Linked DNA regions of Homo sapiens: region 2 is linked to region 1. A link is a loop called in an ENCODE intact Hi-C map of the cell type or tissue named here. Cell type or tissue: lower lobe of right lung. All regions are shown on one strand. Links, peaks and the distances in the headings refer to the core of each region. The heading gives the core; the rest is flanking DNA. Region 1 overlaps MRPL35 (mitochondrial ribosomal protein L35). Region 2 has its middle 37 kb from the start of REEP1.

The links. A loop is a pair of places that touch in the nucleus more often than their neighbours do. Peaks named below come from ENCODE experiments on the same cell type or tissue, not always from the same donor. Only the 100,000 strongest peaks of a DNase experiment are listed, where the experiment ranks them.
Region 2: a loop joins it to region 1, with 4 times the contacts of the local background. A loop is called at or near these places in 103 of 110 quality-filtered maps.

Annotation. Positions count from the first base shown.
Region 1 is chr2:86,200,655-86,214,199 of GRCh38, reverse strand. It overlaps MRPL35 (mitochondrial ribosomal protein L35), which reads right to left. Exons shown (of 4, transcript NM_016622.4): 2 at 7,905-8,094; 3 at 6,873-7,017; 4 at 410-3,720. The coding sequence ends at 3,532. REEP1 (receptor accessory protein 1) reads left to right here. Exons shown (of 9, transcript NM_001371279.1): 9 at 1-207. Among named protein-coding and RNA genes, the nearest start is that of MRPL35, 8.0 kb to the right of the region's middle. In lower lobe of right lung, for the core only: no CTCF peak of the experiment used is centred there; a DNase peak (open chromatin) is centred at 2,459.
Region 2 is chr2:86,365,734-86,382,625 of GRCh38, reverse strand. No RefSeq gene overlaps it. Among named protein-coding and RNA genes, the nearest start is that of REEP1, 37 kb to the right of the region's middle. In lower lobe of right lung, for the core only: a CTCF peak has its summit at 14,175 (motif pointing right); a DNase peak (open chromatin) is centred at 14,175.

The DNA of each region.
Region 1 (13,545 bases), core at 197-5,196:
AGAGCTGATATTCTGGATTTTGACTGTGCACATTTCCTCTAGTTCATGTCTGTAGTCCCTATAGAATGATCTGTAATAAAATAGTATACTGGACTGTGCATCAAAGGGATGTAAAATTACAGTATTCCAAAGGTTGAAGTTCTGCTGTTTTGTTATAATGCCTGATACACATCTTGAATAAAGTCTTAACATTTTTCTTTTAAAAAACATCTTTGTAATGTTGGGCTTAAAAGGAAACAGGAAATACTTTTTTTCAAATATGGGAGGTAGCAAGGATTAGAAGCTGAGTGTTCAGCCACCGACTGGCCTGGTGACTTGGCCCCGTGCCTGTTGCATAGGATGTTGAGAGGGAAAGAAAACCAGATGATATAAATGTTTTGAAAACCAGTTCATCACACAACTACAAACCTGAAAGTATCACTGTTTATTTCACATTTAAAAAAATCATCGGCAGAAACTAGGTAGCTGTGAAAATAGAATAGTCCACTGGTAGAGTTTCAATTGTGCAAACAGACGTTTGGTCCATCATTTTTCTTCTCTGAACATTTCTTCATCTGCAAATGGGGGAGTGCCTGTGCAGGTGACAACAGGGTGGTGAAGGGCCACCCTTAAACCTGCTGCAGCCCTTACCTTTCACATCTGAACAGGCAGACTCAAACTTCATTGGGTGGCCACAAAGACTTGGAAGCTCAAAATTTGAAACATCAAAATTAAACACAGACCCAATTTCTTTGCATTTTTAGTCCTGTATTCTATGTTTGACAAAATCACTGTAAAATAAAGCAGCAGTAAGAAAAGAAGCAGATTCAGAGGACTAAAAGCAGGAACAGATGGGAAAAAAAGGCTGGAAATCCATTCGTTTATTTACTGAGCCTGGTCCAATGTCAACAGAACTAGGATTAACTAGGTTAAGAGTTGGCAAAGGACAGGAAAGCAAAGTAATAAAATTTAAAAGCTGAATTGGTACAGTGTTATGAAGAAGTGTTTATTTAGTATTTATAGTACCAGATTACAGTCACTTGTTGATTTAGATATGAATTTTCATATGTTAGAAGACTCAGGGAAATACACAGGATCCCAAGGAGTGAGACTGAGATTCTGGGTCTTATTAGCTGTACTTTGGGTAATTTACTTAACCCTCTCTCAGCTTCAGTTTCCTCAAATCTAAATTAGGGCTTAACTAATCATTATGTCCTTTGTAAGACTGGAAATGTGGATTAGCAGTTAGACAGTATGTATGTACCCAGTTTTGTAGATATGCTGGGACATAGTAGGTGTTCAATAAATTATACATATACCTGAATAAACAAACTATACATAAATATTTTATAAATTATACATATAATCGAACATCATTTAGGTAAACTCTTTAATGAAAGACATTTATTGTCAGATTATAAAATCAGTGTTGATGATAAGCCCTCCTACCCACAAAACAAAAATCGTATGTATGAAATTCCCTTTCCCGTAAGTTATGTGCCTGTCAGCCATCCCACTTCAGTCCATCTTTGGATGCTGAGGCTCTGGTTGCCAGTCCTTATCTCTACACCTGTCCCTGGTCTAGAGGAGAAACGAAGGTGCTCTGAGGCCCCTGTAACAGAGACCCTTGTCATCCATATTTGCAATAAAGACATCATGGAGGCTGTGCAAAAGTATCCTTCTCCCCAACTTCTGCAGGCACCATTTCCATCTCACTACCCAGAGGTACATCAGAGAGCAGGAGCCAGGCAGGTGACAAAGATGTGGAAGGCTTCTAAGTGGTTGGCTTTGCCGTCTCAGAAGTGCGAAGAAATGAAAATCCATCAAAACAGAATGCCATTCCATGTTTCAGGCTTTTACCTCACCTCAAATCAAATGTCTGTTCTTTATTTATTGGTCCCATAAGTAGACACGCACTTGGACTTCTGGTTTTAGAACATTCTATTGTTATCCTTTCTCCTTTTAATAAACACACACTAGTTTCGAGGAATCTCCCTAATAATCCTGGCCTGACATGCTGCAGAACTTCAATTTCATAATTTTACTAACAACAGAGGAATTTCATCTTATTATTACCAACTACCACATTAAAGGATCTGAAACAGTAATTCATGCATAATTCTATTTAATAATGGTTTTCAAAGTACTTTGCTGTTTGAAAATGCTTCCCAGATGATTCTGATCGGAGAGTTGGGAACCACTGCCCTAGACTGTAACCACTCAATTGAACTTTACTCAGTGCTGCTTCCCTGCCCACTTCAAGTAAACAATGCTTAACTTTTTCGTTTCTAAAACAACTGAGATTACTTTCTCCCCCTTAGTTTCTACAATGATTGTTGAAAATTTGTGGGAAAAGTTTATCCTTACAAATGAAAACATGAAATCTGAAGTGGATAAACTAACTTTTAAGAAATACATATCCTTACTCAGTAAGCTGAGGCAGGAGGACCACTTGAGCCCAGGAGTGCGAGGCTTCAATGAGCTATGATTGCACCACTGCACTCCAGCCTGGGCAACAGAGCAAAACTCCTGTCTCTAGAAAAAATAAATACCTATCTTTCAAAACTTGCATAAAAAGCCCTTGTCTTCACTTGTACAGCCTCTTCTGTTTCATGAATGAGCATGCTGAAGGGCTATTTACTCTCCTATGAAAAAATGTTGTTACAGTAAATGACAAGTGTTATGAACACAATGAACCTGGTGTGTTAGATGTTAAGTGTGCTGCCACCCCATGTGAACCTCCAAGTGAAACTGCTCACATAACTGTTTTTTTGCTGCATGCAAACCTGCTAATACAAAGCGGGCTCCTGACTTAAGGACAGCCAATCCCTACTCTAGACAATGACCCAACCAGACCTAGTATAAAAAGGTAGTCTGGCCCAGTTAAATTCCCTTGGCAATTGGAGACTAGCAGCAGGAGCTGAAGGTCATCATGTAGAAAAGAACCTCAAAGGTGCAAGTTAAAGTTATTACAAAGGAACAGAAACTGTAAGTATGCAAAAGCTGTGTAGAGAAGTTGGTGAATAGAGAGAATGGAGTTAACAATGCAAAAAGAAGCAAGTCACATGCATGCAGAGCCCAAGCCTAAACATCCACCTTCCCCTGCTGAGGAGCACCACCCAATTTCTACTCTTCCTGAGGCTGGGAGGTGATTTCTGAGTGGGAGATGGGGTTGGTGAGGTGGTTCCTGAATTCCCTGGCACATATCCTTGAAATAATGTCACATTGCTTGAGCTAACTTGTAGCTTTTGAGTCTTTTTATGTTTGTCCCACTTGAGATTCCTTGCAACTAAAAGAGCATAACTGAAACAACTAGTTAAGCCAATACCATTTGTTAAAAATAATGCACCATTCTAAATTTCTGTTTCCCTAACCAAATCTGGCAAAGTCTGATCCATTAAGTTTTAAAACTTTTCTAAGTTTAATGTTGTCACTGTATGTTTACGTATTCATTGGTACAATTTACATCAAGTTTTGTACTTATCCATTTTTGCAAAGATATGTACACAAAGATACATATCCAATAACTGAGAAACAAGTGAAACTTCTGATCTATACTTTCAGGTTTGTTCGATCATGATACTTCTGATAAGGATCATCAACGTACCAGTTTCGCCTCTTCCAGAAGGACGTCGTCATTTTATCTAAGAGTTTACTCTGGGTTTTATTGCAGAATACAAATTCCCTCAATCGCTTCTTCCTTGCAGGTGTCTTTTTCCATAATTTTTTCTTATAGCCAGCCTGTCAGATATTACAAAGAAATGTAAAACATCATACTATGTATGAAACAACAGGTATCTTCACAACTCAAGGTTTATAGACCCAATAAGAACAAAAACCAGACTTCCATAGGGGCTGGACTATTTCTTGGAAAGATGTGATTCTCAATGGCCGGGGGAAGGGAGGGTGGCGGGGAGGGGGATGGAGAAAGCATGTGTAGTTTAAAAAAGAATTAGTAATAAATCATATTTTAGAAAAAAATTATTTAAATTAAACTCACAGAAAATAAAACTAAATGTGTGTGGCTGGGAAAGTACAAGATAATGACAGAATTATAATCACTAACTTAACAGGTATGATCTTACTATCTCTTCAGCAATCTTTAACAACATACTATTATTCTATTTTACATCTTTAAAAAAAGAAACCATTGATTAGAGAAGTAGCAGACAGAGGTCTGAGGGCTAATAAGAGTTCTTTTTTTGTTTCATTTTGAGACAGGGTCTCACTCTGTCACCCAGGCTGGAGTGCAGTGGCATGATCACGGTCACTGCAGCCTCTACCTCCTGGGCTCAAGTGATCCTCCTGCCTCAGCCTCTCGTATAGCTGGGACCACAAGTGTGCACCACCATACCCAGCTACTTTTTAAATTTTTGTAGAGATAAGGTCTCACCATCTTGCCCAGGCTAATAAGAGTTCTTAACCACTGTCTTTCCTAATGTAGAGGAGGATGGAGTGCAGGCGAGGTAACAACATTAATATTTATTAAGGAGGCTGAGTATTACAAGAGCTGAGAAGCACAGTTCTCAAATATATTGCTTCATTTATTATTTTCACACACAAGGGACCAATTTTTATAGGAAGTACTTTTCTAAGGAATTATGAATATGGTAAGACTATTATTAGGAGTGGTGAAGGAATGGTTAACCCACATATTTAACCCAGAACTTTCATATACACCCATACAGGTATTATTCATTTTGAAGAATTTATTTTTAAAGACAGGAAAGGAAAATTTGATTGATTATAAAAACTATAATCATAGCCTGTTTAAACTAGAAGGGATCTTAGGTGCCATCCAGCTTAATTAACATCTGGCTAAAACCACACGGTGAGCCCTTGGGTCCTTTCAAGCCAAGGGCTCTTTATGGCACAATACCAACTGAACAAAACCATGGCTCTTTGCCGAGAATGTGCCTTGCATTTCTGACATGTCTTAGTATCATCACTGTGACCATCAACTTCTATAAGGACAGTGATGAAATAAGGAAAGGTTATTTAAGAGTTCTGGTTTTAGAATGCTAGAGGTTAGATTTTTGCTACTCACTGCTTACAATTTTAAATGCAAACATTTAAAGCCAAATCTCCACATTTGTGTAATAATTTCATAGTTTGCAGGCCAAACTGGGTTACTATGGATCTCTGACGTACAAACACCTAATTTATTGCCCTGCTCATTACCACCAGTATCCTTTAAAGATTATTCACAGAATGGAACCACTATGAAAATGCTTGAAATTTTTTAGACAATCTCTAGATTCAAAAATGGAAGGAGGGAATGAACAATAAATACCAAGGACTGCTGGATGAAACCGTGTCATGGAAAATACTTTGTTTTACACATTAGTTTGAATTCATCTACCCAGATTTTTTTTTTCTCTGAAAATTAGATTTTGAAGAGGCAGGGCATTCTATACAGGGTATACTTTCGGGAGCCCTGAACTGAAGCTAGGTATTATGACTGGAGAGTATGATCGGGTCCTTTACAGTAACATGAGGGCCCCAGAGCCCAGTAAGAGGGACATGGAAAGGAAGGCAAGGAAACCCACCCATTTCATTTTACCTAGGGCTAGAAGAGGACCTGGAAATAACTGGTATAAAAACCAAAGGGTGGGGCTAGGCGTCACGGCCCATGCCTGTAATCCCAGCACTTTGGGAGGCCGAGACAGGTGGATCACTTAAGGTCAGGAGTTCAAGACCAGCCTGGCCAACATGGTGAAAACCCGTCTCTACTAAAAATACAAAAATTAGCCTGGCATGGTGGTGCATGCCTGTAATCCCAGCTACTCGGAAGGCTGAGGCAGGAGAATGGCCTGAACCCGTGAGGCAGAGGTCACAGTGAGCCAAGATTGTGCCACTGCACTCTAGCCTGGGCGATAGAGTGACACTTTGTCTCAAAAAAAGAAAAAAAAAAAAACACATACACACAAAAGGGAAGAAATGTTTCCAGTGGTCTCAAATTCACAAAACTCAGAACATTAGACCTTTAGTTTAGCTGCTTTATGGATTATATGAGCTTCTGCTGACTGGTGTAGGAAACTACCCACCACAGTGTTTCAATAGAGAAATGAGCTGAGAGTTCCAACCAACCCATTTATCTACTAATTTAGTACTGTTTATAAAACGGGAGAATCCTTTCAACCTTTCAAACATCAAGAAAGTTCTACCAACTATTTTATTTTTACAGGGAACCAAATTTTGATTTTTAAAGATTTAATTTCCAAGTAATGAAAGGGAATTAGGATTTGGGCAGTTACTAAATCTCAAAAATGGTTTTGCAAAACTGGTCTTAAGCTGCTTTCTTTTCATTTTTTGAGATGAAGTCTTGCTGTGTCACCTAGGCTGGAGTGCAGTGGCGTGATCTTGGCTCACTGCAGCCTCTGCCTTCCAGGTTCAAGCGACTCTCCTGCCTCAGCTTCCCAAGCAGCTGGGATTATAGGCACCTGCCACAACGCCTGACCTCAAGTGTTCTGCCCGCCTTGGCCTCCCAAAGTGCTGGGATTACAGGCATGAGCTACAGTGCCTGGCTGAATTCTGAATTCTGTTTGATTTTAATCTGCTCACACTCCTTTTTTCTTTTCTTTTTTGAGACGGAGTCTCGCTCTGTCGCCCAGGCTGGAGTGCAGTGGTTCGATCTTGGCTCACTACAACCTCCACCTCCCGGGTTCAAGCAATTATGTGCCTCAGCCTCCCGAGTAGCTGGAATTACAGGTGCCTGCCACCACGCCTAATTTTTGTATTTTTAGTAGAGATGGAGTTTCACCATGTTGGCCAAGCTGGTCTTGAACTCCTGACCTTATGATCCACCCGCCAAAGTGCTGGGATTATAGGCGTGAGCCACCACGCCCGGCCTCACATTCCTTTTTCAATTTAGTAACAGTGTGAAGACTCACCTTTCTCCTCACCCAAAGGCCACAATGAAGTCGAAGAAACCTATCGATGACAGCTTTCACGGTCTTTCTCTTGCCTTTTCTTGCACTGAAGTATGTTAGAGATCTGACTGGCAGCTTCAGGACACTTGGAAGCACGGGGGCCATTCTAAAAATATATTTTAAAATTTTTAGCTTGTAATCAGACTGATTAAAGGATTAAAATTCATTATCTATACTGAGAAATGAGTAAAGCTGCTCCAATGGACTGGAACTAACTTTTCATATACAATATTACTTCCAATGACCCATGACATTAAGCATAAATTAGAATAGCAACCATCACCAACTCGCAATCTTCTAAAACCTACCCCCTCAATCCCTGTAAAATAATTCATTCTATTATCATCGCTTTATTTCTTATCCATCTTCCCACCAGATTGCAAACTCCTTGAGGACTTCAATTTGTTTACCCTTATGTCCTTTTTGCCAAGTACAGTGCTAGGCACCCAGGGGTATTTAACTGAGTATTTGCTGACTGAATGACCAACACATGCAGCCCATCCTTATAAGCTGAGCGTCTTGTGCACCCTCCACTTTGGATGACAGCCTCCATGCAGGAAAGCACACATACAACATCAGAAGCATGCTGTGTTTGGCATTTTCCTGCTGCAGGCGCCTAGATACATGGATGTCAGTCACAGTCTCCCACTCAATCAAGCAGATGTCTACATAATTAACTGCAGGTAGGCAAAGAATACCACCTACTTCTAGGATACCCCTGCAGGCATGAATATCTTGGAAAGTTTGTCTAAGCATCATGTTTATTGAAATAGACTCTACCAGCCAGGCACAGTGGCTCACGCCTGTAATCCCAGAACTTTCCAGCTACTTAGGAGGCTGAGGCAGGAGAATTGCTTGAACCCCGGAGGTGGAGGTTGCAGTGAGCTGAGAATGCACCACTGCACTCTGGCCTGGGCAACAGAGTGAGACTCCGTCTCAAAAAAAAACAAAAAACAAAAAACAAAAAAAACCCCACAAAGAAATATACTCTACCTATTAAGGATCACTGAGGTATGCCCACATGTCAGGTTTCTCTCAGATGTGGTAAGTCTGGGAGTGGAGGAAACAACTGGTGTCTGAATATGACTAAAACGTCCAGTGGACAATGCAGAAATAAGAGAGGCATTCTTGACACAGTTGCGGTAGGTTGAAGATGCCAAAATATTCAGGGGCCGTAGGATTCCTGTAAAGATAGGAGCATATATATTTAATACTCCAAAATATGCATCCAGATATTAAAAATTAAGAGATGTATCACTGCCACCAAGTATTAAACATAATTAACGTGCCCTGAGCATCAGACTCATCTGTGAAGCTTTTACCACCTTACTAAGGTATAACCATAAATTAATTACTGATTTTATGTATATAATTCAACAATTTTTGGAAAATTTAGAGAGCTGTGCAACCATCATCACAACCAAGTCGGATGTCTGCTAGCTCTATGTCCAGTACTAAGAAAAGAGATGTGTGTAACATTTATTCCCACCTCCCAGATCTTATACTCTGGTGAGACAGAATTCCCACACACAGTACAATGGCAGGTCAGGGATGCAAGAGCATGGACCCTTCCTGGAGAGACAAGAGTGGCGACAGAAAGATTCTCGAAGAAAAGAGAAGAGGCACTTGAGTTCTCTAGAAAGTGAGCAGGCCCTTAGAAGAGGAGGAGCACATTTCAGGTAGGACGAACAACATAAGCAAAGGCATGGGGACTGAAACAAATACAGGTGACCCTTGAACAACATGGGTTTGAACTGCACAGTGCCACTTACACACAGATTTTTTTCAAAAAAAGTTACACCGAGTATGCCTGCCTTTCCAGCCTCCCCTTCTAACTCCTCCACCTCTTCTTTCTCTGCAATCGCAGAGAGAGCAAAACCAACTCCTCCTCAGCCTACTCAATGTAAAGATGATGAAGACCTTTATGATGATCCACTTCCACTTAATGAACAGTAACCTATTTCTTTTCTTATGACTTTCTTTTCTCTAGCTTGTTTTATTGTTAAGAATACAGTATATAATACATATAACATGCAGGATATATGTTTTTAAAATTCTTTTTTTGAGGCAGGGTCTTACTCTGTGGCCCAGGCTGGAATGCAGTGGCACAATCATAGCTCACTGCAGCCTTGACCTCCTGGGCTCAATCTATCTTCCCACCTCAGCCTCCTAAGTAGCTGGGACTACAGCATGTGCCACCATGCCTAATTTTTGTAGAGACAGAATTTTGCCATGTTGCCCAGCCCAATCTTGAACTCCTGGGCTCAAGTGATCCACCTGCCTCAGCCTCCCAAAGTGTTAGGATTACAGGTGTGAGCCACCGTGCCCGGCCTCAGAATATATGTTAATCAATGGTTTATGTTATTGGTAAGGCTTCTGGCCAACAGTAGGCTATTAGTAATTAAGTTTTGGAGGAGCCAAAAGTTATACTTTTTTTCAACTTGATTTTCAACTGCTTGGGGTTGACACCCCACCTGCTGTATTGTTCCAGGGTCAACTGTACATGTATGGGTTGAGGACCAGACCTGCCTCAGAGGCTGAGACTGTTCGCCTGACTATCAGAGACGCCTGGGGAGAAGTAGTGGGCAGTGGGGTGGAACAGGTCAGAAGGCAGATTTCAGAGAGCCTAGATGTGTGGTCCGGATGCAGTCCTCTTATCAGTCCTTCCCACTATGGCCAGACTAATAGTTCATGGCTGCAAATCGGAATCACTCGTGGAGCTCCGACTCCACCCATAAATTCTGACTGAAGTCCAGTTTGGGACTCAAAATTGTGTGTTAAAAAAGTTCCGCAGGATGATGAAAATGTCCTCAGAACTTAAAGTATAAAAAAAAAAATGCACTAATACAAGACTAAAAAAAAAAAAAAAAGTCCTAAAGCTGGAATGTGGTAATGGTTGTACAGCTTGCTAAATTAATAAAAAAACATAAAGCTGTACACATAAAATGGGTAATTTTATGGCATGTAAATTCTACCTCAATAAAGTTGGTTAAGAAAAATACTCCAGCCAGGCATGGTGGCTCATGCCTGTAATCCTAGCACTTTGGGAGGCCGAGGCAGGCGGATCACCTGAGATCAGGAGTTCGAGACCAGCCTGACCAACATGGAGAAACCCCGTCTCTACTGAAAATACAAAATTAGCCGGGTGTGGTGGTGTGCGCCTATAATCCCAGCTACTCAGGAGGCTGAGGCAGGAAGATCACTTGAACCTGGGAGGAAGAGGGTGCAGTGAGCCGAGACTGCAACATTGCACTCCAGCCTCGGCAACAAAAGTGAAACTCCATCTCAAAAAAAAAAAGCGAAAAATACTCCACCTGAGTCTGATGCTTGGCTGGGACTTAGAACTACTCTCCTATTTTCTACTGCACTGATTTCAGATAACAAATGAGGGGCCATGTTGATATAGAAGTGCTAGGATTTGAATGAGATGATTTGGGCTCATATTCTAGCTCTATGACTTCCTTGCTGTGTAACCAGGGGCAAGTTACTTAACCTCTCTGTGCCCCAGTTTCCTCAAATTTAAATGAAGTTAATTATGGAGAGGTAATGAGACTTGAATGAGATGAAGCATGTATAGTGCTTGGAAGGGTAGCACAGAGAAAACATTTAATGAATGCTAATGGCAGATAATAAAGAAGAGGGATACTTAGCAAAGATGATACAGGTTGAGTATTATCTGAAATGCTTGTGACCAGAAGTATTTTAGATTTTTTAAAATTTTGCATAAAGGAGATATCTTGGAGATGGGACTCAAGTCCAAACATGAAATTCATTTGTTTCATATAAATCTTACACATATAGCTTAAAGTTAATTTTATACAATATTTTAAATAATTTTGTACATGAAACAAAGTTTTGACTGCCACCGATCACGTGAGATCGGGTAAAGAATTTTCCATTTGTGGGCCGGGTGCGGTGGCTCACGCCTGTAATCCCAGCACTTTGGGAGGCCGAGGCAGGCAGATCACGAGGAGATCAGGAGGTCAAGACCATCTTGGCTAACACAGTGAAACCCCGTCTCTACTAAAAATACAAAAAAAAATTAGCTGGGCATGGTGGCAGGTGCCTGTAGTCCCAGCTACTTGGGAGGCTGAAGCAGGAGAATGGCGTGAACCTGGGAGGCAGAGCTTGCAGTGAGCTGAGATTGTGCCACTGCACTCCACCTTGAGCGACAGAGCGGGACTCCGTCTCAAAAAAAAAAAAAAAAAGAATTTCCCACTTGTGGTGTCATGTTGGTACTCAAAAAGTTTCAGATTAAAGATACCTAACCTGTATATTAATATGTGGCCATCAGTGATAACAGGGCCAGGTGTGGTAGCTCACCCCTGTAACCCCAACACTTTGGGAGGCCCCGGCGGATCACCTGAGGTCAGGAGTTTGCGACCAGCTTGGCCAACATGTGAAACCCCGTCTCTACTAAAAATAGAAATATTAGCTGGGCAGAGTGACGCGCGCCTGTAGTCCCAGCTACTCGGAGGCTGAGGTAGGAGAACTGCTTGAACTCAGGAGGCAGAGGTTGCAGTGAGCCGAGATCTTGCCACTGCACTCCAGGAGACAGAAGGAGACTCTGTCTCCACAAAAGAAAAAGAGATAACAATTTGCAACTGAAAAGGGTAGCATAAACATTGGTGCAGAAAACTGATGAGAGAGCCCTTACATAGGGCCTTGGAAATCAAATAAGTTAAATCGCAAAGAACTGAAAAGATGTGCAGATGTAATAAGGCAGGAGGTAATCTTTGGAAGATTAAGTGCATTGGAGGACTGTAGACAAGAAAATGTTCCAATTTTCACACGTCATCAGATTTTGGTATCTCTTGGTTAAAAAATTAAAACCTATGAAATTCTTTTGTTCTCAATTTTTATGAAGATCCTGAGGCTGCATAAGACATATTTATCAATTTTCCCAAAAAGCAAGCTGGGAACAATGGCTTGTTAATGTATTTGTGAAGACACAGAGTATCAGAACTCCAAGTGATCTTAGTAAGAGAGAAAAACAGATCAAAACCAACAAGATGAAATCAGGAATAAATACACTGAAGTTAGAAAAAATGGTTACGGGAACAACAGGAACTGGGATCTTGGTTGAGAGCAGTTCATGGGAAAATATGTGGGGAGGCTCTATCTACTGCGCCTTCTGGTGGATCAATCATGTGATTAAGCCTGTGAGGGAAACCTAACAGTCTAGCTTTGTTAACAAAAGTGCAGTACATCAAGGAAAGTAACTAATTTCCTTCAGTCCTCTGCCCCGTCTGGGCATTTTCATACAGACTAGTCTACTCTAAACACACTGTTGTATAGAGAATACAGATGTTTTCACAAAAGAGGTAACGCAAAACCAGAGTTTTGACAGAGTACGAAGAGACAGAGGGAATAGGACGTACAAAGGTGACGATGTACATTTGGGGAATTACAATGGCCCTATGTGGCATGAATCAAAGGAATGAATGGGGGACATGAACTGCACTGGATGGGAGTGGAGGAGACTGTGACAGTATCGAAACCAGGAGTCTTCAAGATTTCTGATCCTATGTTTCCTAAAAGAATTTTGAAAAACTACCCTTTCACAAATTCTTAATATCTAAAATATCAAATAGTTTAAATTGTTAAAAAGGCTATAATTTCCAGCATATTTAAAATACTGACATTTTAAAATAAGCTGTCACATCACTCTTTAAATTGTTTTCAGTAGAATCTAAATTAATAGTAAGTTGATAACTACCTACATCATCTATTTAAAAATTACAAGAACTATAAATTCAAGTAGATGAAAAACAACTTTTCGTCAAAGGGCACTCCAAAATAATGTAAAAAAGACAAGCCTGAGTGGGAGAAGCTAAAGGACACACACAAATGAAAAACAAAAACAAAACAAAAAATACTCTAAATAAATAAGACAAACAATCCAATAGGAAAATGGGCAAAATATTTAAGTGGATATTTCATAAAGGAAATTCAAAAGGCCAATAAAAATGTGAAACACACTATAGCTTGTTATTAATCAGAGAAATGCTTATTTAAATCTCAATGAGATACCATTACAAAGCCACCAGATTAACAAAAATTTGTAGGTCTGACAATATCTATTGACAATATCAATATCAGGTGTTGGTGAGGATGTGGGGCCTCAACAGTTTGGCAATATCAGGCAATGCTGAATATATACATATTCTCTGACCAGGCAATTCCACAGCGATTTTCACACATACCCACATCCTCAGAAACAATTGGACTCATGCGCCAGGATGAGATCAATCAGCTTTGTACATAATTGCCCCAAACTGGAAATGGAGAATTGTGGCACAGTCATATAATATTATACAGCAGGCCGGGCAGGGTGGCTCACACCCGTAATCCCAGCACTTTGGGAGGTCGAGGCGGGCGGATCACCTGAGGTCAGGAGTTCCAGACTAGCCTGACCAACATGGAGAAACCCCAACTCTACTAAAAATACAAAATTAGCTGGGCGTGGTGGCGCATGCCTGTAATCCCAGCTACTCCAAGGGAATCACTTAAACCTGGGAGGAGGAGGTTGCAGTGAGCCCAGATCGTGCCATTGCACTCCAGCCTGGGCAACAAGAGAGAAACTCCGTCTCAAAAAAAAAAAAAGAATTATATAGCAATGAGAAAGCATTAC
Region 2 (16,892 bases), core at 11,680-16,679, 160 kb before region 1:
TCTGAGCTGGGAGGAGGGAATTGGAGGTGGATGTTTGATCTCCCTACTAGTCTCGGAATCTTCATGGAAAACCTGCTTTGGTCCTGTTCTACCAGAAGCATTGGGAGTAACAAGAGGGCTGACCCACCTGAGGTGATCTGGAGACAAAGAGTAGGAGTGCTGATCTCAGCAACTACCATGCAGATCTCAGTAGATGCTCTTCATTCTGATCAGTGGGGCACCATAGTGCTTCAGAGGTGCACGATCCACAGGAAGGCCCAAATCCCTGGCCGGATTTCCCATACAGCCCACATGCTCATATGGAATGTCTCCCTGACTCAGAAGCAACTTAAAGGTTAGCAATTAAGTTGGTCAAACAGGAAAGAATCTGAGAGCCCAAAGACAGAACATTTGAAATTACCTAATCAGAACAGCAAAAAGAAAAAACAATTTAAAAAGTGAGGAAGGCCTACAGGAATTATGAGACACTATCAAGTGAAATAACATCTGCATAACAGGAGTTCCCAAAGGAGATAAGAGAGAAAAAGGCCTAGAACACATATTTAAGGAGATAATAGGTGATAATTTCCCAAATATGGAAAAAGACAACACCATCCAGATACAGGAAGCTCAGAGGTCACCAATCAAATTCAACCCAAAGAGGAGTTCCCCAAGGCACGTCATAATCACGTTATCAAAAATCAAAGACAAAAGGAGAATACTGAACGCAGCAAGAAAAAGAGAGAAAAATATATCACATTCAACAAAGCCCCAACATGACCTTCAGCAGATTTCTCAAGAGAAACCCTGCAGGCCTAGAGAGAGTAGGATGGTATATTCAATGTTTTGAAAGGGGGGAAAAAACAGTCAAGAATACTGTACCCAGAAAAGCTATCCTTCAAACATGATAGTGTGACAAAGACTTTCTCAAACAAATAAAAGCTGAGAGAATTTATCAACACCAGACCTCTCTTAACAGAAATGCTAAGGAAGTTCTTCAATCTGAAAGATAGCTGCTAATGTGTAACAAGAAAACATCTAAAGGTGTAAAACTTATAAAACTTACTAGTAAAAGTGAATATACAGATAAATTCAGAATACTCTAATACTATAATTAAGGCATCAAAACCACTTATATTTTTAGTATTGACTAAAATATAACAGTATTAAAGATAATAATAACTGTAATAATGGGTTAGAAGGCAATATAAAAAGATGTAATTTGAAATATCAGAAAGCCAAAAAGTGGAGGAGATATTGTTAAAGTGTAGAGTTTAATTTTGTTTCTTTGCTTTGTTAATAAAGTTAAGTCGTTATCCATTTAAAATAACATGTTATAACTGTAAGAGTGTTTTATAAGCTTCATGGTAACCACAAAGCAAAAATTTATAATAGATACATTTATAATAGAAAAATAAATAGCATGCAATCAAAACATCTCTACTAGGGAAAACCACGTAACTACAAAGGAAGACAGAAAAAAGGAAGAAAGAGTCTACAAAACAAACCAGAAAACAAGTGACAAAATGGTAGTAGTAAGTCCTTACCTATCAATAATAATCTTGAATGTAAATGAATTTAATTATCCAATTAAAAGACACAGAGTGGCTGAATGGATTAAAGAAAAAATAAGACCTAACTATACGTTGCCTACAAGAAACTCACTTCACCTATAAATACACACAAGACTGAAAGTGAAAAAATGGAAAAAGATACACACAAGACTGAAAGTGAAAAAATGGAAAAAGATATTTCGATGAAAAATGGAATAGCTATACTTATATTAGATAAAAACCAGGTCTGGGCATGGTGGCTCAAGCCTGTAATCCCAGCACTTTGGGAGGGCAAGGTGGGTGGATCACCTGAGGTCAGGAGTCTGGCCAACATGGTGAAATCCCGTCTCTACTGAAAATATAAGAAAATTAGCTGGGCATGGTGGCACGCACCTGTAATCCCAGCTACTTGGGAGGCTGAGGCAGGAGAATCACTTGAACCCAGGAGGCAGAGGCTGCAGTGAGCCAAGATGGTGCCACTGCGCTCCAGCCTGGGTGACAGAGCAAGACTCCATCTCAAAAAAAAAAAAAAAAAAAAAAAGGAATAGCTGTACTTATATTAGACAAGAAACCAAAAATGAGCAGGATATCTATACTAAAATAGACTTTAAGTAAGAATGGCAAAAAAAAAAAAAAAGGCAAAGAAGGCCATTATGTATTTATAAATGAGTCAATAGAGCAAGAGGGTATAAAAATGATAAATACATATATGCCCAACACTGGACATCTAAATATAGAAAGCAAATATATTAATAGACCTAAAGGGAGAGATTGACTGCGATGCCATAATAGTAGGATATTTCAATGGCTCACTTTCAGCAATGGAAAGGTCATCCAGACAGAAAATCAACAAGGAAACATTAGAGTTAAACTACACTATAGACCAAATGGACCCAATGGACATTTACAGAACATTTTATCCAATAGATGCAGAATACACATTCTTATTAGCATATGGAACATTCTCCAGGATAGACCATATGTTAAGCCACAAGACAAGCCACAAAATATTTTTTAAAATCAAGATCATATCAAGTATCTTTTCTGACCACAATGGAATAAAATTAGATATCAATAAGAGAGGAACTTTGGAAACTGTACAAATGCACGTACATTTTACAACATGCTGCTCAATGACCAAAGGGTCAGTGAAGAAATTGAGAAGAAAGTTTAAATATTTATTAAAACAAATGAAAATGAAACACACCATACCAAAACATATGGGACACAACAAAAGTAGTACCGATAGGGAAGTTTATAGCCATAAACACCTACATCAAGAAAGTCAAAAAATGTCAAATAAACAAACTAATGATATACCTCAAGGAACTAGAAAAGCAAGAACAAAACAAATCCAAAATTAGTACGATGAAAGAAATAATAAAGATTAGAGCAGAAATAAATGAAATTGAGACTAAAATAATATAAAAGATTAACATAACAAAAGTTAGTTTTAAAAAAAGGTAAACAAAATTGACAAGCCTTTAGCTAGATTAAGAAATAGAATCTGAGATTTAGAAAATATGTTACATGTGATACCACAGAATACAAGGAATTATTAGAGACTAGTATGAAAAACTATGTGCCAATAAATTGAAAAACCTAGAGGAAATGAGTAAACTCTTAGACACATACAACCTGCTAAGATTGAACCATGAAAAAATAGAAAACATAAACAGGCCAATAATACATAATGAGATTGAATCAGTAATAAAAAGTCTCCCAATAAGACAAGTCAATGACTGGATGGTTTGACTGTTGAATTCTACCAAACTTGCAAAGAAGAATTAATACCAATTCTTCTCAAACTTTTCCAAAAAACTCCAGAGGAGGGAATTCTTTCTAACTCACTCTACAAGGCCAGCATTACCCTGATACCAAAACCAGAGAAGGACACACACACAAAAGAAAACTACAGACTAATATCCCTGATGACCATAGATGCAAAAATCCTCAACAAAATACTAGCAAACTGAATGCAACAGCACATCAAAAAAATAAAACACCATGGTCAAGTAGGACTTATCTAGGGATGCAAAGATGATTCAACATACACAAATCAACAACTGTGATACGTTGCTTGAACAGAATGAAGGACAGAAACCATATGATTATCTCAATAGATGCAGAAAAAGCATTTGATACAATTCAACATTTCTTATGATAAGAACTCTCAACAAATCAGGTATCAAAGAAATGTACTTCAAAACAATAAAGGCCATATATGACAAACTCACACCTAATGTTATACTGAACAGGGAAAATTTGAAAGCCTTTCCACTAAGATCTGGAACAAGACAAGGATGCCTACTTTAACTACTTTTATTCAACATAGCACTGGAAGTCTAAGGTCAGAGCAATTAGGCAAAAAAAAAAAAGAGAGAAAGAAAGAAAGAGAGAGAAAGAAAGAGAGAAAGAAAAGGAAAGGAAAAGAAAAGGAAAGGAAAGGAAAGCAAAGGAAAGGAAAGAAAAGAAAAGAAAAGAAAAGAAAAGAAATGGGACGCCAAGGTGAGCGGATCACGAGGTCAGGAGATTGAAACCATCTTGGCTAACATGGTGAAACTCTGTCTCTACTAAAAATACAAAAATTAGCCGGGCATGGTGGCAGGCACCTGTAGTCCCAGCTACTCAGGAGGCTGAGGCAGGAGAATGGCGTGAACCTGGGAGGCGGAGGTTGCAGTGAGCCGAGATCGTCCACTGCACTCCAGCCTGGGCGGCAGAGCGAGACTCCGTCTCAAAAAAAAAAAAAAGAAAAGAAAAGGGCATCTAAATTGGAAAAGAGAAAATCAAAATCTTCCTGTTTGCAAACAACTTGATCTCATATTTTAAAAATCCTAAAGACTCCACTAAAAAACTGTTAGAACTGATCGATGAATTCAGTAAAGTTGGATAATACAAAAATCAATGTACAAAAATTAGTAACGGCTGGGAGCAGTGGCTCATGCCTGTAATCCCAGCACTTTGGGAGGCCGAGGCAGGAGATCACCTGAGGTCAGGAGTTGGGGAGCAGCCTGACCAACATAGTGAAACCCTGTCTCTCCTAAAAATACAAAAAATTAACTGGGCATGGTGGTGTGGGCCTGTAGTCCCAGCTACTCGGGAGGCTGAGGCAGTAGAATTGCTTGAACCCAGGAGGTGGAGGTTGCAGTGAGCTGAGATCACACCACTGCACTCCAGCCTGTGCGACACAGTGAGACTTTGTCTTAAAAAAAAAAAAGTAGCATTTCTGTACACTAATAGCAAACAATCTAAAAAAATTAAGAAAGCAATTTTATTTATAATAGCTATAAAAATGCCTAGAAGTAAATTTAACCAAGAAAGTGAAAGATATTTCCAATGAAAACTATAAAACACTGATGAAATAAAGAGGACATAAAAAATGGAAAGACATACTATGTTCAGAGGTTGTAAGAAATAATATTATTAAAATGTCCACACTACCCAAAGTGATCTACAGATTCAATGCAATTCTTATTAAAATACCAGTGACATTCTTCACAGAAATAGAAAAAACAATCCAAAAATGTGTATGGAACCACAAGGAGCCTGAATAGCCAAAGACATCATGAGCAAAAAGAACAAAGCTGGAGGCATCACTCTACCTGACTTCAGAATATTCTACAAGGCTACTAGCATAAAAACAGGCACATAGACCAATGAAACAGAATAGAGAACCCAGAAATAAATTCACCGATTTGCTACCTGATTTTCAACAAAAGTGCCAAGAACATATATTAGGGAAAGGACAGTCTTTTCAATAAATGGTGCTGGGACAATTGAAGAATACTTGGAAGAATAAAACTAGACCACTATCTCTCACCATATACAAAAACCAATTCAAGATAGAGTAAAGAGTTAAATTAAAGACGAGAAACAATGAAACTACTAGAAGAAAACAGGAGAAATGTGTTAGGATGTTAGTCTGGGCAAAGATTTTTATGGATAAGACCTCGAAAGCACAGGCAACAAAAACAAAAACAGACAAATGGGATTATATAAAATTTTTAAAACTTCTGCGCAGCAAAGGAGCCAATCAACAGAGTGAAGAGACAACATACAAAGTAGGAGAAAATATTTGCAAATTATCTATCCAACAAAGGATTAATATCCTGGATATAGAGGGAACTCAAACAACTCAACAGCAAAAATAATAGAGATAGGCTGGGCGCTCTGGCTCACACCTATAATCCCAACACTTTGGGAGGCCAAGGTGGGCGGATCACGTGAGGTGAGGAGTTTGAGTGAGACCAGCCTGGCCAACATGGTGAAACCCCATCTCTACTAAAATTACAAAAATTACCCTGGCATGGTGGTACACACCTGTAATCCCAGCTACTCAGGAGGCTGAGGCAGGAGAATCGCTTGAACCCAGGAGGCAGAGTTTGCCGTGAGCTAAGATGGCGCCACTGTACTCCAGCCTGGGCAACAGAGTGAGACTCCATCTCAAAAAAATAAATAAATAAAATTAAAATAATAATAATAGTAATAATTTGGTTTAAAAATGGGCAAATGATCTGAAAAGACATTTCTCAAAAGAAGACATACAAATGGCTGACAGGTATGTGAAAAAAATGCTCAACACCACTAATTGTCAGGGAAATACTAATAAAAACCACAATTAAATATTATCTCACCCCACTTAAAGTAGCTGTTATCAAACAGACAAAAAATAACAAATGCTGGTAAGGATGTGGAGAAAGGTGAACTTTTATACACTGCTGGTGGGGATGTAAATTAGGACAGTCATTATGGAAAACAGTATGGAGTTTCCTTTAAAAACTAAAACTAGAAATACCATATGATCCAGCCATACCACCACTGGGTATGCAGCAAACAAAATAAAATTCAGTATGTGTATTAGTCCGATTTCATACTGCTATAAAGAACTGCCTGAGACTGGGTAATTTATAAAGGAAAGAGGTTTAATTGACTCACAGCCCAACATGGCTCGGTAGGCTTAGGAATCTTACAATCATGGCAGAAGGTGAAGGGGAAGCAAGGCACCTTCTTCACAAGGTGGCAGGAAGGAGAAATGCTGAGTGAAGAGGAGAAGAGCCCATTATAAAACCATCAGATCTCATGAGAACCCAGTCACTATCATGAGAACAGCATGGTAAGGGGGACTGCCCCCATAATTCAATTACCTCCACTCAGTCTCTCCCTTGACACATGGGGATTACGGGGATTACAATTCAAGATGAAATTTGGGTGAGGACACAAAGCCTAATCATATCAGTATGTCAAAGAGATATCTACACTCCCATATTTATTGCATCACTATTCACAGTAGCAAAGATACAGAATCAACTATGTGTCCATTAACAGATGAATGAATAAAGATAACATGGTATATATACATAATGGAATATTATTCAGCCATAAAAATTAATGAAATTCTGATGGCTGACTGTGGTGGCTCACACCTGTGCTCCCAGCCCTTGGGAGGTTTGAGGTGGGAGGATCACTTGAGCCCAGGAGTTTGAGACCTGCCTGGGCAAAAAAGTGAGACCCCATCTCTACAAAAAATAAAAATAAAAAATTAGCGAGGTATGGTGGCACACACCTGTGGTCTCAACTACATGGGAGGCTGAGGCAGGATCTCTTGACCCCGGGGGGTCAAGGCTGCAGTGTGTCATGTTCGCACTGTTACACTCCGCACTGCTACACCGCAGCCTGGGCAACAGAGCAAGACCCTGGAGAAAGAGAGAGAGAGAGAAAGAGAGAGAGAGAGAGAGAGAGAGAGAGAGAGAGAGAGAAATGAAATCCTGTCATTTGAGGCAAAGTGGATGAGCCTGGTGCTGGGGGACATCATGTTAAATGAAATAAGCCAGACACAGAACGACAAACATTGCATGTTCTCATTCATATGTGGGAGCTGAAAAAGTTGATCTCATAGAAGTATAGAGTGAAACACTAGATGTTACTAGAGGCTGGGAAGGATAAAGGGAGGGGGAGATAAGGAGAGAATGATTGATGGTGCAAATTACAGTCACACAGGAGGAATTTGTTCCAGTGTTCTATAGCACAGTAGGGTACCTATGGGTAACAATAATTTATTGTATATTTCAAAATAGCTAGAAATGATTTCAGATGTTCTTAACACAAAGAAATGATAAATGTTTGAGTGATGGATATGCCAATTACCCTGATTTGATCATTATACATTGTATGCATGTATTGAAATATCACATGTATCCCATAAATATGTACAATTTTTGTGTCAATTAAAAGTAAAAAAATTAAAAGACAGTTTAAAAACTTTCTGTGAGTCTATAATTATTCCAAAAAGAAAAGTTTAAAACACACATACAGAGTTTTGTTTTTTAACAAATTAAGTTTTATCATACAGATAGAGCTTTTTAAAAACCCAACAGGGAACAATTCCTATATTCTGCTTGGCAACCTTCTTTTTCCAGGTGAATATCTATAGAATTACCTCATTCTTTACCTCATTCTTTTAACATCAAAATAGTACTATTTTGTACTTATGGATATATCATAATTTATTTAACTATCATCTACTGATGAGCATCGAGATTGTTTTTACATTTTCACTGTTTCAAAAAAATGCTGTAATAAACACTGCTTCTCAATATGCCTTTCTGCACTTTTGGTATTATTTCCAAAGTTTCCTAAGTGTGTTATTGCTGGCTATAAGTGTATGTATAATTTCTATTTTAACACACACAGGCAAATTATGCTCTTTCACTCTTGCACTGGTTTACATACCATTCAACATTACAAAGGAGTTCCAATTCCCCCACTCTCACTGTGGATGGATGCTCTAGGTCTACTTAATCTTTGACACTCCATGGGTTAAAATCATGTCTTCCTGTTTCACTTTGTATATATTTGTTTTTGAGGTCGAGAATTTTTTATTTCTTTATAACCATTAGAATTTCTGTTCCTGTCAATTGCCTGTAGATGTGCTCTTCTTCCGTGCACACCCCACCATTACTGAATGTTAGCCTCTGGATTGCAGAGTCTTTGTTTGTTTACTTCAGCACCCTATCCTCAGCATGTAGAATAGTGCTGGGCACGTGCTTGGGATTCATCAAAACCATTCGAAAAAGATGGATTGATGAATAGCTTTTTTCCTGTTTCGCTGTTCATCTTCTTCTTATTGACTTGTAGAAAATATTTGTATATTGGGAATATTAATGTCGATTTTCCCAGTCTATTGCTACCTTTTTTAAAAGATATATTTATTTATTGGTATTGTTTCCAAAGAAATAATACAATTACTTGATACCAAAATAGAATTATTTGGATAGGGTGGTGAAGTAAACAACATGCAAAAAAGAAAATACTTCAAAAGGTAATTTTCCTCCTCACTCTGTATTACAGCTGCCTACATCTGGTCCCAGCACATCCATTACCAGTTTCTTGGGTAACATTCCTGAGCTGCTGTATGCGTAGACACACTTATGTCATCTAACCTGGCTTATAGTGTCTTCCATCTTTCAAGATATTTTTACATAATCAAACAACATTGTTTATCCTGTAGGATTTCTGCCAGCCTGGATTTTTCTGATTGTTTCCCCTTGGTGTCTTTTAACATGTTTCTCTTCTCCCTATATTCCCTGTAAATTAGTGAGGTTAAATCACTTCTGTACTCAAAATCCTCCACTGGCTTCTCAAAATGCAAGCCAGAGACCCTGCAATGTCCTCCAAGGAGCTGTGTTAGTGCTGATCAGAACAATGTTACCTGTCCAGCACACTCTGGGGCTCTTGTCCCATGCATATGCTCAGCCACCAGGTCTAGGGTTCTCATTGCCAGCTAGCCAGCAAATGACCCATTTCCAAAATCCCTTTTTGCAGTTGGCTTCCTAGGACCACTCCCGGCACCAACTATATTACAATGAATTCACATTCTGAGATGGAAAAAGGCTTACAGAGGGGTTATTGGAAAGTGTTGGCAGTTATGCGTCTTGCAGATGGGAATAAGGGAACAAGGAAGGCAGGAATGGGGAGAGATAGAAACCGTCCTGTAATGTGGTGACAGATCCTAGATCCCAGGGGGAGCTCTTGAGCTGGAACAATGCCTTATGATTGCTCCAAATTGAAGCAGGACAGGCTGGCTTTTGTATCCCTACCTCAGCCAGTCACTGACTATGTGTGGACTGCTCCCACCCGGGGGCCAATTCCCCACAGCCAGGGCAATTCCCAGTGGATACTGGTCAGCAACCAGTATTCTCAGCAGCTGAGAGATGAGTGCATCTGCCCTGGAGAAGGGATATGGGAGGAGTGCCCCAGAACCCATGATAGCCAGGCCTCCAGTCTTGGTCTGGTCTCATATGATAGCAGTCATAGAGTTCACACCACTTTCTACCCAGTATTCCCTCAAGGCAAAGGGATCCTGGAGATTAGCATTTCTCTCCTTTTTTAAAATCTAACTACTGTATCTTTCTTGGGGAAGGGAGGCTCAGAAAAATGTGACAGCTCCCTCATGCCACTTAAGAGCCGTGGGAATACAGGTAAGACTGTCCCAGAACCCCTGTGTCCCTGGCATCCCATTCAGTCATTGTCACGCTACAGTTTCCACTGCAAAAGGGCATGAGACACTCCTATGAGGTACCAGAGTTCTGGAGAGAAAGAGCGAACAGAGCTCCTCTGCTCTCAGCTCTCCAAACTTACTCTGCCTCTGTTTATGCTGTCCAAACAGGAGCCGTAGCCTCGTGTGGGTATTGAAATTTCAATTAATTTGAGGTCTTGCTTCCTCTCCAGCTGTCTTCTGCCCCCACAGGCCAGAGAGGAGTTTCATGTCCTTTCTAGTGTGCATGTGTGTGTGACCATGTGTGTGTGTGAGTATAGGGGGGCCATATTGGTTGATAGTTTAAACAACCCTCCCGGTAGCTATCCCATTCATCTTATTCTTTCATGTTTCCTTAGTGATATCTGTTATTAAATTGCTGGACTTCCATCAGACTCTTGAAAAGAGGAAGGAGTTGGTCACACTGTGACTTATTAAAAGTGTCCTATGAAAATTCAATGCTTTTTTATTGTATAAGAAGCTATTAAAATAATATAGATTAATATATTTTATTTTTTGACTTGAAAGTTAGATTATTTTATCATTATGCAGCATGCATATCTTTACCATAACTGAGTTCTTTTAAAAAAGAAAAACAAAACCAGAATTCTGGAATGCTGTTCTGGCAAGCGAAAACCTCAGAAAAAGAGAATCTCATCTTATCCCAGTGATTGTTTCAGAAGGAACATCGGATACAAATGAATTGGTAAATATCTAGCAGAGGAGGAGGGAGGGTTGAGCAGGAGGGAGGGAAGTTCTGCAGTCAGTAAATACACAGTGGCTGCTGTCAGGAGCAGAGTTTTATGAAGGCCATGTTATCACACTGCTGTATATTTTTGTTCTCTCTCTTCTTCTGCACAAAGGAAGGAAAGATTCAAGAGATATAGGAAGAGGAAATGATATGGGCAGAAAGAGCTCTGTCTCCACCCACACCCCAGTGGAGCTGTAAACAGGCCGTTAAAAGTCTGTACTCCTGAAGAAAAATCAGATCTTAAACGTAAGCTTCCAGAAGGAATCGTGAAGCCAGGCTTCTCTCCTGCTACTGAATGCTGGAGATGTACATATTCCTTAAAACATGCTCACATTTTTTAAATTATAAAGGTAACACATGCTCAGTCTAGGAAATATGAAAAATATAGAGAAGCATGGAGAAGAAAAATAAAAATCACCATCCAGAGATAAACACCATTATCATGCCTTCTGTTTTATTAAACATACACACACACTCTTTTACATTTTAACATAATTGGGAATGTACCACAGATACTATTCATGTCCTTTTTTTCCTTTTTACATTATATCATGAGTATATTCTCATTCCATTAAAAATTATTTTAAAATATCATTTTAATGACCTATATTTCACCTTGTAAACACATCAGAACTTATTGAACCATTCCCCAGATATCAGACTTCTAAGCACGTTTTCTGTCTTTCTAATAAATATCACAGCAATGAACCACTGTTTACCTCTGCTTGTCCTTAGAAATGGAAGTCCTAGATGAAAAGGCATCAATTTTTATAAAGTTTTTGATGCACACATGGCCAGGTACCCATCAGGCAAGCCTCTACCTGCTTAAAGTCCAAACTTAGACAAGATTAAACTGTTTTCTACGGTAATATGGAATCAAACGATACCCTTTTTGAGTGTCCTGAACCTTCTAAGATAGTTATGGGGTGTCCCAGTTACCAATTCATTGCTTTTCAACTCCAAATTCACCCTTTTTGCTTGCTCTGTGAAAATTAAGCTGGGACCTATAAATATTTTTCTTTTTCCAAGGAAAGTTTTGTGAGTAGAGGGCGCTGGAGAGACATTGCAGGAGGAAAGAGTTTTGCTTCCTGCTTCCAGTGTACTGCCTAGTTCAATAGGTTCCTGTGGCAAGCACAGCTTCTCCAGTCCCAGGCTCCTGCAACATCTGGAGGCCAGCAGCTTCCCCTGGCACTCCACCTGTGGTAGTTTTATAGTGGAGTGCCTCCACTGACACCTCCCTAGGAGCAGCTTTCCCTAGCACCCTAGAAGACTGACTTCCAGCAAGTTGTGCTGGCAAGCACCTAAGCAACTCTGCTATCATATGGGCCTAAGTAGCCCCCAGCATAGCAGCTGCTTCTTATGTCTGCCATTCCTCTATTCTTTAGAGTTCTCTTTTTGTTCTTTTAGCCAATCCCCTGTTATCCAATTCACTTTTATGATTTATTCTTTATATTGAACTTTTCCTGTTCAAATTATTGTGTGGTGTCTCTCTTCTGCTTAGGCCCTGACTGATCCAGGGGCTAGCTTGTCCTGAGCTCAGAGAAGATCTGTCTAATGAGTGATGTGGTTTGACTCCTCAGAACAGTCTGGATCCCAGCTCCAAGTGTACTGTGTTGCAGTTTTAAATAATTGAAACTCTGGCTTAAATTTCCTCTTATGCTTTCAGGCTGCAAAGCCTTATTTACATTTAATTTAGGAGGCCAAATACAGGTACTACTGAACGATTGATTCTTCTTCTTTCCTGAAAGCCTCCACCAAGTTCAGTCAAATCCTCCTTCATTTCTTCTCTCCTCCTCTCTGCTGATGTCTCTTCCATCTCCCGCTCCCCATTTTGGACGCCTGGCCCTCCACACACAGCAACACATCCTTGCTGTCACCAGGTAGTTCTCCTCTCTGCATATTGCTCCTCTACTCAAAACCAGTGGCGTCTGGGTTCACAGTCTCCAGTCCTGACCTTGGGTGATTAGCAACCTTATGAACTGATGAAGATCATTTATTTTTGCTTTCCCATTACCATGAGAACCACCAGCAGATGATGCTGCCTGACTTGCCCCACAAATAAAGATATCAAGGAAAACAACTATTCTGCTCTGTTTGGTCTAAAAGCAAACCCTTGGTTTAAGGACGGTTGAACTATTATTAAGTAATAATCAATTTCTCTTTCTCTGCTTGCTGAACATGATACATGTCCTTCAAAATCCAAATCACGAATCATTGTTTCAGTGATTCTTTCTGCCAGCTTATCAGTAGAAATGAATCCCTTCTTCCTCTGCACCCTTAGTGTGTTCATCCCTTGGCTGGGGTGCGCATGACAGTTGTCTGGGTTAAAATTGAGTTTCTCATCATTTTGTGAGCTCCTACTAAGAAGGTACTACGTCTTTTTCATTTTTGTGTTGGTTCATAATAAATGCCGAATTGATGGATGCTCTATTGTTATATTAACAGTAGTAAATATCAGTACTGTGTGATGAAAATACAGAGGAAAATAACCACCAGATTAAGATGAACTCTAGAGAGTGATTCTGAAACTTTAGCTTGCATCAGAGTCCCTGGGAGGGCTTATTAAAACAGATTCCTGGGCCCTACTTGTACAGTTTCTAACTCGGTAGGCCTGGGGTTGGAACCTCAAGTTTGTGTTTTTACCAAGTCCCAAGTGACACTGAAGCCGCTCTTCAGGGGCCACACGCAGACCCACTAGGCTAGCCCACTCCGTCTGCTTCAATATTCCCTCCAAATGCACTTCTGTAATCCTTAGATTAACCCCAGGTGTGAGCAGGACCCCCACAGTGCATTTTTTCCTAGAGCAGCACCTGTAATAGAATCACAGATTCTTGACAGATATTTCAATCATAGAATCTCCAGAGTTGTTTTTTTTTTAATTCCAATTTTGCACCCGAAGCAGAAATCCCTTTGACCACCAGTGCTCCCAGTTGTCCTATTCCTCTTGCATCTGACACTCTCTGAGTTGGACATGAACAGTTTCCACCTCGCCTGGCTGCCTCTGATGAGCCCAGGACTGAACAATGATGCCTAGATGTCAGCTCACCAGCACTAGGGACTGTCCCCCATGCTGGCTCCTGTGGGCACCTCTCTGGTTTTGAAATTCTCATCCATCTGTTACCAATTCATTCCAGACCCTCACAGGAGATAAGTGTTCAATCAGTCTGGATGGTACTTGGGTTTAACTTAGGGATTTCACTGAGCTGCGGTACCTCGCGATTGGCCAAGTACCTGTTGAAAGCAATTTGGTTTTTCAAGCCCCGCCTCCTTCCCACCCACCGCGTTTTTTTTTTTTTTTTTTTTTTTTTTTTCCCAGGCGTTCTCTGCTGGCTCCCCCAGAGGGCGCACCCGCCCCAGGCCAAATCCCCAAGGAGTCCCCTTCTCTGGGTTGCAGAACAGGGTCCTTCTCTGGGACAGGGGGCTCTCTGGGGAGAGAAACTGGGTGGCCCGGACTGGCTTCTCACAGGAACAGACGGCAGGGTGCAGGCACTGGACAGGAGCCGTCTGCTTGGGTTTGGTGGGTGGATCCAAATCCTGCTCTGACACTAAATCCCTGTGTGACCTTGGGCAAGTTACTCACTGAGGTCTCTGAAACCACAGGAAATTGCACGATTCATTTGAAGATTTAAGGAGAAAATGCATTTAAAGCACTTTCCTCCAGCCTGGTGCATAGCACTGTTATATTAGTTACTATTAAGTTTGGATCGATTGACTTCTGTTTGAGTTGAGTATTTTGTCATCTGATGGAGGGATGTTTGCAGAAAAGAGCCACGATTGCGATTCCACAATTAGAGGAAAGTGGGGATAGATAAGGAGGGAGCAGAGTAGACTGGGGGTGGGGAGGAACCAACGTGAATTTAGTAATACTATGTGCCATTTGTTTTGCAGACACTGTCTGATATCATCCTTGGAATAAAGCAAAGCAAATATAAGAAAACCATCCCTGTTTTACAGGTGAGGAATGAGGTGTAAGGAGGATAAATAAAAAACTCATCCAAGGACAGCAGGTAGCAGAGCTGGGCTTTGAACCTGGGAGTTGAAAGACTGTGCAGCTTATCAGAGTAGGTTGTTTGGAAGCCAGGGCACTGCAGAAGCTCAAGGCAAAGGGCACCTGGACAAGGGCAAAGGGGACTCAGCAAGGAGACAGGATTGACCAGCAGGCTGGGTCTTGGAGGACATTGTCCCCAGAGCTCCCCTAAGAGCTAGTTACAAAGGCCAAGGACCCAGGCCTGCCTGCCCCACACACAGCCCAGCAAACCTCCCTCTGCTCCTGAAATTATATCCCAGACCTCTTGACTTTTGTCCCTTACCGACTCTCTCTTGAGATTGGACCACAAATGGATATATCACCTGAGTGAGGCAAAGTTTAATAGTCTGGTGCCAGGCTGCCTGGGTTTGCATCCCAGCTCTGTCACTAACCAGCTCTGAGCCCTTGTGCAAATTATCTAACTGTTCTGGCTCTCAGTTTTCTTATCTGTAAAGTGAGAAAATAATAATATTCACCTCTCAGGATTGTCATGAGTTTAAAAGAATGATATTTGTGAGGCCCTTAGCAGTGCCTGGCATAGAAGAAGCATAGGTCAGGATTATGGGAGTGTTATCTGACAGGTCAAAGATTGGTTTGGCTTGGCTTTGTTACTAGCCAGCCTGGCCACCTGCAGAAGTTGTTTCCTGTCTCTTGTCAGCAGTTTCCTCTCTATAAGTGATAGCAGAATCTTTTGGCTAGTACTAGGTGTCCACACTGTTCTATGCTCTTGACATGCATTGAATAATAGAATGCTACTGGCCACCCTCAGAGACAGGTGCTATATTATCCCATTTCACAATGGGGACACCGATGTTCAGACAGGTGAAGAGGTGAAGAGATGTGTCCAACATCACAAGGCTACAGGGAGCAAAATTAAGCATTCCATAGACATAATCCCATAATGAAATACTGTGGGTAAACAGCTCAGTGTTGGCCAGGTGCAGTGGTTCACACCTGTAATCCCAGCACTTTGGGCAGGCCAACGCAGGTGGATCACATGAGGCCAGGAGTTTGAGACCAGCCTGGCCAACATGGTGAAACCCTGTCTGTACTAAAATTACTAAAAATTACCTGGGTGTCATGGCGCGCGCCTTGATCCCAGCTACTCAGGAGGCTGAGGCACAATAATCGCTTGGGCTGGGGTGGCGGAGGTTGTAGTGAGCTGAGATTGTGCCACTGCACTCCAGCCTGGGTGACAGAGTGAGACAAAAAAAAAAAAAAAACCCCAGCTCAGTGCAGTTTGGCTCAGGGTGGAGGAGGTAGGAAAGGGCCTGGAGCCCTGTGTCACCTAATTCCTACCTATCCCTCCCCCAGCAAGTCTCAGGACCCTCCAGCTCCAGAGACCACAGAGTACTTTCCCAATGCCTTTAGTGTTATTTAGCCACCCATAACTGTTTTCTTCATCTTCATGCTCAGGGTCTACACCTGACTTTAGGATAAAATATACCCTTCTGAATCTCTACTTTTTCTCTAGACAGTCTTTCCATCTGGAAGGCTCTGGATGTCTGCCCCATGCATTTTAATAATAATTAGCACAGCTCATGTTTGTTGAGACCTTACTATATGCTAGACACCTGAGGAAAAATCCTTTGAAACATTAGCTCATTTAGACTTCAGAACAACCCCATGAATTTGGAATTATTTTGTCTCCATTTTACAGATTTTTCTACCACTGCATGTTGCTTCTTCTGCGAAATTGTGTCCTACGCACATGCTATCTTCAGCTCTGTTGTTCCTTCCTTTCTTTTAAAGAGCACATGTCTTATCTGCCCTCTTCTGTTACTTACTAGCTTCTTGACCTTGGGCACGTTATTTACATCATAAGTCCTGATGGGAGGCTAAAATGACACAATGCTTATAAAGTGCTCTGTGCCCATGCTAAGTGCTCAATAAATGGCAGTTTTGTCATTACATTATTAATAAGAACTAGATTATAGCCTTTAAATGCTTGTGGCCTCCTAGTTGTCTCCTGTGCACTCAGCCTTGCATAGTTTTAACAAAATTCTGCTGATTCACTAATATTACCTGCACACTTAGGGTATATCATCA